Linked DNA regions of Homo sapiens: region 1 is linked to region 2. Evidence: chromatin loops called from intact Hi-C (ENCODE). Cell type or tissue: adrenal gland. All regions are shown on one strand.

Evidence for each region. A loop is a pair of places that touch in the nucleus more often than their neighbours do. Peaks named below come from ENCODE experiments on the same cell type or tissue, not always from the same donor. Only the 100,000 strongest peaks of a DNase experiment are listed, where the experiment ranks them.
Region 1: it touches region 2 in a loop (1.8-fold over the local background); 18 of 110 quality-filtered maps call a loop at or near these places.

Annotation. Positions count from the first base shown.
Region 1 is chr11:86,682,248-86,687,247 of GRCh38, forward strand. No RefSeq gene overlaps it. Among named protein-coding and RNA genes, the nearest start is that of ME3, 12 kb to the left of the region's middle. In adrenal gland, no CTCF peak of the experiment used is centred here; no DNase peak of the experiment used is centred here; H3K27ac peaks cover 344 bases.
Region 2 is chr11:86,630,391-86,635,390 of GRCh38, forward strand. All of the region lies in intron 2 of ME3 (malic enzyme 3), which reads right to left. Among named protein-coding and RNA genes, the nearest start is that of ME3, 40 kb to the right of the region's middle. In adrenal gland, a CTCF peak has its summit at 2,599; a DNase peak (open chromatin) is centred at 2,639; H3K27ac peaks cover 1,552 bases.

The DNA.
Region 1 (5,000 bases), 52 kb after region 2:
GAGATGAGGTCTGCTCTAAGAGGGTACCCGGTGTCTCAGTCTCTGGCTAGAGGCTTAGCAAGCTGCCCAATTTGGGAGGGCCACCAGGATGGACTGCCATGAGGCAGCTCATGAGAGAGGCTGAACCATGGCCCTGGAGGTAGGGGATTCTGTAGGCAGAGGCGGACTAGAGAAGTCAGTGACTATGGGAAGAAAGAGAGCAGTTTCATGGTGGAGTGACCTCCTCCTCTTCACAATGGCTAGGGTGAGTGGAGATCCTTGAAAGCCAGGGAATACCATAGAAAGTAGCTGAGTCGTTTGAGGGTCTTGCACCCATGAGGGGGCCTGTTTGGGGGAGGAAGTTGTAGCAGTAAGAGGCTGTGGAACTTGTCACCCCAGCTGGAACCTGAGCAAAGGGTCACAAGAGGCCAGCCAGGGAGCTCTTTTCCTAAGCTGGGCCCCTTCAAGGGCATCCAAGAAAACCTGCTCTTGCACCCAACAACATAGCCAGCTTTGGGACACTTGCCCACAGAGGGCATCAGCAGCCATGAGAGAACTAGAGCACAATCTAAATGAAAAGATTTTTTGCCCTTTAGCCTCTTGAATTAATTTCCTAGGGCTGCTATAACAAATTATTATAAACTTGGTGGCTTTAAACATCAGAAATGTATTTTCACACAATTCTGGAGGCCATTCAAGGTGTTGGCTGGGCTGTTCTCTCTCTCTCAAAGCTCGAGGGGACAATCTGTTCCTCACCTCTTTCAGCTTTTGATGACTCCAGGTGTGTGTTGGCTTGTGGCAGCACCTGTCCAAATGATCTCCACAGTCACATTGCCTCTTCCTCTTCTCTGTGAGCTTCTCTTATCTATGTTTCTTATAATAAGTCCCTATATTTAGGACCCTCCTGGATGATCCAGGATAATCTCAACTCAAGATATTTAACTTCATTACTTCTGTAAAGATCTGTGTTTCCAAATACATTCACAATCACAGTTCCAGGAATTAGGATATGGACAGATCTTTTTGGAGGTTACAATTCAACTGCCTACATTCCTATCCCCGTTTCCTCCTCCAACCATGTAGGAATCAGAATTAGCAGGATGAGGGGAAAGAGGAAGGAAGCACAGGTTGTGCCCCTCCCTCACGCCTAGGGAGGCTCCTCATTCCATGGGAAGCAGGCCCAAGCTTGGGAGAAGAAGCTCTGAACTGAATGTGAAATTGGAACTTTACATCATACCTCACTAAACTTTCAAACTGAACTTTGAAGTTTTGAGATCTGCCTGAGATTTTCTCAAAGGTCATGAAGGGGAGACTGGACCAAGCATAACTGAAGACAGTGATGGGAAAGGATAAGACAGACATTTCCTGTTGTATTCCATTGAGTTCAGTATATTCAATAAAATAGTTACACTAATATTAGTTAAAGCTTATGCTTTTCTAATATAAGAGATCTGGGGGTTTTTTTTAATAAGAAAAGCACAATTTAGAGGCGAAGCATGCTAATACGTATTTTCAGTGAACATCATATTAGGAAAGGACTAGCTGTTTGGAACAAATATCTATGGAAATCTAAACTATAAAATTGTATTAAATGCCAATCACTGAAGCGAGAAGAGTAAGAATATGCGGTTCTTTTAATAGCAGATACTCTTGTCCACCTGCCTGACCACCAATTTCAGATGTGGACTGATAAGGAAAGTACAGTGGAACTATTACCTACCTCAGTCCATCAAAATTCTAGTAATGCAGCCTCAAATCACCTCAAACTTGCAAGAGCTCTGTCACATTGCTGGCTACATTGAGTTATTAATGGAAACCCAAAGGTCAGATGAATAACTAATGAGGCAGCTGTCTATTTGAACAATTGACAATCTTTTTTTGGGATTACAAAAACTTTAAACTTAAATACCTCTATGTACTTTTATTCCTTTTCACTGTAATTTTGTTTGTTTCAGCTCATGTTTTCAGCTTGTTGAAATCTTTATAACGTTGACTTTGTAATCCAATGTGTTAGTGGTCCCTCAGAGTTTTACATCGTACAACTAATTTGGTAAACTGGCCTTCTGGGCCTACATTACCAGGAACTTTGGAGACAGGACACAGTCAAAGGCAGTTGGTACAGTATTCAGTCAGCCAAAATATCAACACTGGGAAGCCCTCATTTAGTAATTTTTGCAGCATCAGGCTTTTTAGAGAAAGAGAACACTAATAAAATAAGCTAATATAGAAGTCAGTAAGAAAAAAAACTACGTGGTAAGGATGGACTCAGTTGCATTCTACCCAATCTCTCCTTTCCCTTGTGCCCCTACAGTAGTTATAGGTCTGCAAAGGGAGAATTCATCTTTACTTTAATAACTTTTAATCATTACAAGGAAAATATAAAAGAGTGGATAAATCTATTTTCAACAAGATGTGAAAACCCTCAAAGATCCACTTAACCTCGAATTAACCGGAGAATAGGGTCATCTGTCCAGATAACCCTATTATCTATTTTTGGTATAATTAAGCTATTCTTTTCTATGCATTAAAGGATGGTTGGAGGTATGGTGGAAAGGGGGTTGTAGGGCAGAGAGAATTTAGTAGAAGGAAGAACTGACAAGAGAAGTAAGTAATATTAAAACATGAGGTTCAGAGATCAAGGAACTCTGAGCACAGGCATCTTAGATGTAGCTCATGGACCAGATACAATTCTTCTGAGAGAGAATTTTAGCCAAAACAAAAAATGCTATCTAATTAGATGACACATCTGAACTAGAAAGACAGAGTTCTATAATTCCCTGTTTGACTCTTCCATTTGTGGAAGTGTCACCCCAGCAGGCATGGATCAATTTATTAATCATTAGGAAGAAAGCGAATGCTATTGTCTAACTTGGAGGTGTTAAGATTTATTTTCATTAATGCTCTGTTATAATACCAGGGCTTTAAAAAGGATTACTGAGTACAAGAAACATAGATTTAAAGTAAGTTTTCCTATGCGTGTGTCTCATGCTTGGATCACATTCAATATCCATGTCAGGCATGGATCCTCTTGACTTACTGTTGTTATTGGTGGATTATGTAGCTACATGAAAACCCCTGGATGCTTCTGCCCTGGATGTCCTGAGAGTGCCTTAATACTGGAGATATATATGTGTGTATGTGTGTGTGTGTATATCTGTATACACATATATACACATACATAATACATATATATACATATACACATGTATATATACATGTATATGTGTCTATATACACACATATACACGTATATATACATATATACACATATACATATATACGAATACATGTATATATACATAGCCTTTTCCAGCCAGTCATGGTTCCTCGGGAAGCCCAAAGCAGATTTGATCATAATCCTGCCTGGCTCATTAGGGCCAGAACATGGTAAACCCCGACAGGCAAATATACCTAAATGCTAAAGTTAATAAAGCAGAAAAGATGAGCATATAATGACTCCTAACTCTAAAACTTTGGTTGCTGCAATGGAAGGCACTGTGGGTTTTTCTATGCTGAAAAACCATGGACAACAATGATCTCTTAAGAGGTTCGAGGAGTTAGTTGGTTTTTAGCATACTATAAAAGCTTACGATGAAAGAAACCAAACCTTAATACTGGAAATATATATGTGTGTATGTGTGTGTGTATATATCTGTATACACATATATACACACATATATAATATATATATACATGTATGCGTGTATATATACACACATATACACATACATATATACACATATACATATATACACATACACATATATATACATATATACACATATACACGTATATATACATATATACATATATACACATATACACGTATATATACATATATACACATACATGTATATATACATATATACACATACATGTATATATACATATATACACATATAAACATATATATACACATATACACATACACGTATATATACGTATATACACATATACACATACACGTATATATACGTATATACACATATACACATACACGTATATATACGTATATACACATATACACATACACGTATATGTACGTATATACACATATACGTATATATACGTATATATACATGCTTGTGTATATATATACATATATGAGAGGTTCAAGGACTTAGTTGGCTTTAGGATACTATAAAAGCTTAGGATTAAAGAAACCAAACCTTAATACTGGAGATATATATGTGTGTGTGTGTGTGTGTGTGTGTGTATGTGTAAAATATGTGTACAAATAAATGGTATATAGACAAGTTATATATTATTTTTATTGGTTTTATTATAGGTATAACTTTTTTTATTGGCAACCCAAAGTAGTAGGTGCCTTAGAAATAGGCAGGAGTTACAGAATAAGAAATATAATATACTCCTTTACTTGCTTTGGCATTAACAATTTCATAGTTATCTTTTAAGATGTCTGCAATTTAGATTCATCAGAAAAAGGTATGTTGAAAAGTGAGTTTTGTGGAATTTCTTCTCTGAGGTGGAACACCCGCAATGCATTGATGCTGGGCTCTCCAACTTTGTCACTGAGGATTGCTGCTCTAGTTTTTCTCTTGTTCCTCCTTGCTTTTGCTTAAGCAGTTGCCTCCTCCTGGAGTACCCTTTACTCACCAATGTCTAAACCATTAACATTCTCTAAGGCCTAGTTCATGTGCCCCCTTACCCTGCAAGCTTTGCCTAGTACATCTTTCCTCTCAGAACTTTCATATCACTCAAGGTATTGGTCTGCACTTCAAGTGAGTAAGTTCCCAAATCTTCCTCCTCCTACCCCCGAACAAGACCTCTTTTCCCTTCTATGAATTCCACGTTTTGAAAAAGTGTGTTACTCAAGTAACACAGTTTAATTAAGAGCACATTTATTATGAAAAATTTCATCTATTCAATCAGTGCTTTTTGTTTAGGCAGTTATTGTGTAACTATCAATAATGTCATTTTTATTTAGTATTATGAATTGGATAATCACATGAGTCTCTGTCATAGATGTGGCACTAATTATAATAATGAGGGAAATGTTA
Region 2 (5,000 bases):
GGTCTCCAGAGCCTCTCCTGTATCCTTCATGATGTTATGGATTGTGCTGTCTCTGGGTTTCCATGAAACAGAGCACCGGGAATGTGTTCCTGGCCTTTTCTTTGCTGCAGAGTTTAAACAGCCACAAGTGCTTTACACGCAAGCTTCCAAGCCCAAAAGCAACATTATAATTTTAGGTAAAAACCAAACCTCCTGCAGTGTTTGCCTCAAACAAGTCCAAATGCCAAGAGAAATCAAAAGGATGAAGCAGATTTGATCAAATCAGGCCTGTGGCCTGGAGACAACACACTCTTTGGCATCTTCTCGGAATACCAACACCCAGCGTCTCCTCAGAAGCTGTTGTTATTATTGAATGACCATGTTACTAAGTGTGAGTAGAACATTAGAAACCCGAGTCAGGACTTTCAAGGGCTGAGGCCAGTGCCTGTGCAGTGCCACACAGAGTATGCAGGCAGTGGGGAGGCAGTGAAAGTTTGAAAGGGAGCCACAGCTAATCAGGAGCCCCTGAGGAAACCTGGAAAGGAGCAGGGTGAGGGAGGGCAGGTGGTTAGATGGTGTTTGTGGAAGTCTCATTTCCGATGGAGGCGGCAGGGATGGCAGGAAGGACATAAATGGGGGAGGACTAGGATGGGAGGACCAACCGAGTCACAGATGAGCCCAGGTCTGGGGCCTGAGGCCCTGGGAAACAGGAGGTTGGAGGAACTGCTGGATTAGGGGAAGGATGCTATGTACCGAATTGCAGATGTTAGGTTGAACAAAATCCCTCTTAACAAGCAGTTACAAAATAGTGGTCATGGAGCTTGGCCTGAAGAGCTACAGCCAGTGAGTTCCAAAACTTGGACTGAACACAGGGATTTCCAATTCTGAAGCCCAGTGGTCACAGTCCCTGTGCTCTCCTGCCTCCCCCTTCTCTGCACATTAATGTCTTGGTGAGATGTAGCTCATTAGGAGGGATAGAAAAGTTACAGATCTAAGTTGGGATCTTCCAAATCTAAGGTCAGTCCACCTGCAAAACTGCCTGTAACTTATAGGCAGTGACAAGAATGTGAGAGAACTAGTGCCAAACTCATAAGAAAACCGTGGGCAATGAAGGGGTTTAGTGGTTCCCAAATCCAAACGCATATCAGAATCTCCTTGGTGAACTTAAAAAAAAAATTCCTTAGCTCCTTCTCAGACCTAATAGATCAGACTGTCTTGTTTATAAAAATCCTCAGGTAATTCTGATGCATCTGGAACCATGGGCATAATAAAGACAATTTGAGTGAAGCTTTAAAAATAACAGGCAATAATAATAACAGGCATGGCACATTGGAAGCCTACGGGCTGCCAGGCACTGTTCTGATAGTTATAAATTATTTTGAGATAGAGTTTTATTCTTGTCATCCAGGCTGGAGTGTAGTGGCACAATTTCAACTCACTGCAACCTCCGCCTCTCGGGTTCAAGCAATTCTCCTGCCTCAGCCTCCTGAATAGGAGGGATTACAGGCACCCACCATCATGACCGGCTAATTTTTGTATTTTTAGGAGAGAGAGGGTTTCATCATGTTGGCCAGGCTGGTCTCGAACTCCTGACCTCAGGTGATCCTCCTGCCTCAGCCTCCCAAAGGGCTGGGATTACAGGTGTGAGCCACCATGCCCAGCCAAATTATTTTATTTTACCTATATGAAGAAGACCACAGATGAAGAAACTGAGGCTTAAAGAGGCTAAGTACCTTGTCCATGGCCACATAGTTTCTGTGATTCCAACTCTGACCTGCCTGACTCCAACAGCATAGTGGTGTGGACTGGATACTTCCAAAAGTGATGTGTTCAAGGGCTGCTGGGTGCAAGAGAGTGCAGCCTGAGCAGAGGGCCTCTGGGAGAGCAGCTTCACAGGGGCCTCACAGTTTGTGGGGAAGTAGTGGGGAACTGCCTGATCCGAGAGCCTAAATAGGGGAGTGAAGAAGGGAGACAAAATGGCCAAGGGGGGTGGGGTAGAGCAGGCTCTGTAAGCCAGGTATCTTGGACTCGCTTCCCTGTGCCTGCTTCTGCCTGTTCCTCACACTACAGCCAAGAAGTTGTATTCTTTTACTTTAGCAGGGTTTCCTGAAAAGAACATGGACTTGGGAATTAGTCCTCAGGATTCTAGTCCTGACTGTATTGCTGAAGACCCTGCCTCCCTCAGACATTAGTCTCTATGTCTGCAAAATGAGGAATGGCCCTGGACATCATCCTCAGGCCCCTCCAGTACTGCATACACTGATTCTCTGGCCATATGTTGGAGAACCTGCCACATGTGTGACAGCCTGCGCTGTGAAGGAGGGGACAGAGGAGGCCACAGGGGCAGAACTGCACTCCAGAGACCTTGGGTGGGCCCAGGTGCAGTGAGTGATACTGAAGGCCAGTGGTTTCCTTCAGGGCAACCCAGGTGCTCTGCAGTCACACGAATCTCTCCTGGGCACTGGTCCTCCATGGGAGCCCCAGGCCCTGGGGCAGGGCTATATGGACAGGAAACACAACGGTGAGGAAGGGCTTTCAGAATCCACATCCTTCAGTCCTCATGCATGAGTCAGCCACCACAGCTGGATGGCAGCACTTAGTCACTCTCCGCCTGAGCACTGCACGGCCCCTGTGCCCAGGGACACAGAGTCAGGATGTTGAGGGTTCCCACAGAAAACTGCTGTGAGTCCGATATGCATGTCAGTAATGACCACTGAGTCACCATCCAGCATTGTGTGGCCAGGCTGAGGATTTGGTTGCTTATTCTCTGGTCACAGAAACTCATCTCTGTAAAGTCCAAGGCCACATTACAGTCTCCAAGCAGCTCATTGACCCACAAGAGAGATGTGACCAAGGACATAAGCACAGTGACAGACTGACATTTAGTCACTTACTATTTGCTAGGTACTTTCCTGGGCTTTGTGTGTTTTGATTTATTAACTCTCATACAGCCACATGAGGGGTGCTATTATTAACCCTATTTTGTAGATCAGGAAACTGAGCACAACATGCTTACATAATTGGTCCAAGGTGCCACAGTCTGGGGAGGCAAAGTCAGAATCTGAACCCAGGTAATGCTGGTTCTAGAGCCCGTGCTGTTAAATGCCACATTCCACTGAGCACATTAAAATAGCTGGAAAGTAAGGGCATGGAGGAGAAATGTAATAAGAGAAATGAAAAGGTGCTAGACAGGACGCTTAGGGACATTGAGACTTGATTGGTATGAGAAGGGTGGTTGTGAGGGAGAGGAAGGTACTCTCATGGGTGTCTTGGCTGCAAATCCAGGTTGCTCTCAAACCCAAATGCATGCTGTTCTATAGGCCAGAGGGCAACAGAGGACCGTGCTAGAGGGGCCCGGAAGAGGAGAGGAGTCTGTCCATCAGATGCAATCATGAAGGACTTCACAGACAGAAGCATCTACCATGGGCCTCATGGGGTCATTTGGGGAGGTTACATGTCCACCATCTAGAGGGGAAACCTGGGCTCAACGCAGTTAAATGACAGGCCCACCATCAGTGGCAGAGCTGAGATGAGAGTAGGGCCACTGGCTCACAGCCCCATGCTGATTCTGCCATGACGGTGCCTTTGGAGTCCAGATAGGAGGAAAGAAAAGGAACCAGAATTTCCTTCCTGCACTTATTCTCCCTTAACCTTGATATGTTCCATTAATTGAGTCCCCAAATCCCTCCCAAAATACACCCCTCTCCTTCCATTCCTACAAACAGCCATTTTGGGCATGAGGAAGGGAAGGAGGAAGAAAAAAAGGAGAAGGAAGAGTAGAGGGAGGAGAGATTGGGAAACCTGAGAGGGGTGTTCAGGGATGCCTCCATCTGGTCAGTCAGAAGTGGGGGCCCTGATTTAAATCCCCCTCCCAAATGAACTGGGTTGTATGGAGCCAGAGCTTGGGTTCATGTCTCTACATGGGTACCACAGTCATCCCCACCAGGACTGTCTTCTCCTTAGACTGCTATGATGTTCCCAACCTCCCTCCTGACATCCTGGTTGTGAGTAGCATGTCAGCTAATGGTCAGCATGCCCGTGGGACAGCTTTTTAAACTCTAGACTTCCCAGTTTTCTTAGCTCATAATCAGATCATGAGACTGTCTTTCTTACTGTCGCTCAGCTTACCTGTGTCTCAGCAAAGTCGTGGACTTTGGTTTGAAATAAATTATCATGCTGCCAAAAGAAAATTATCCAAAAAACAAAGAATGACTGGTAGCATTTTAGTCCCATACCTGGGGTATTGTCTACTATGCATGAAGGCTCAAGTTAGAGACAGGATCACATTCACATGCTAGTAAATGGTTCTGGGTCTTTTGTGTTTTTTTTTGTTTGTTTTGTGTTTCATTCTGAAAATAAAACATCATAGATAGCAGCTGGTTTGTCCATTGTCTTCTTTCTTGGAAATCTTATGGAAGGTTCCTTTGAACACTATCCTTGGCTTCTCTGTTAGGACAAACTGAAACTGTGATTGATAACAAACCATAGAAGTTAATTTAAACAGGATTATCCATTTTAATTGACTTGTAATCGTGAGAATAACAACAACAACAACAAAAAACCCAGAACCTCTAAATGGTAATTCTTGAGGGGTGAAATTGTATCTTTGCTCCGTTCTGGATGTTACCAGGCACCGTTAAAAAATTAGGAACAGGCTAGACACGCTGGTTCACACCTGTAATCCCAGAACTTTGGGAGGCCAAGGCAGATGGACCGTTTGAGCCCAGGAGTTCCAGACCAGCCTGGGCAACATGATGAAATCCCTACAAAAATTAGCCAGGCGTGGTAGTGCACACCTGTAGTCACAGCTACTCAGGAGGCTGAAGTGGGAGGATCACTTGAGCCTTGGCCCTGTAAGAAGAGGATTGGGTGATTGGCTCTATAAGAACAGGGAGGGACATCAAAGCTTTCTCTCTCCACCTGCATACACTGAGGAAGGGCCACGTGAGGACGCCGTGAGAATGTGGCTGTCTGCAAGCCAGGGAGAGGGCCCTCACCAGAAACCATGATGGTACCCCAAT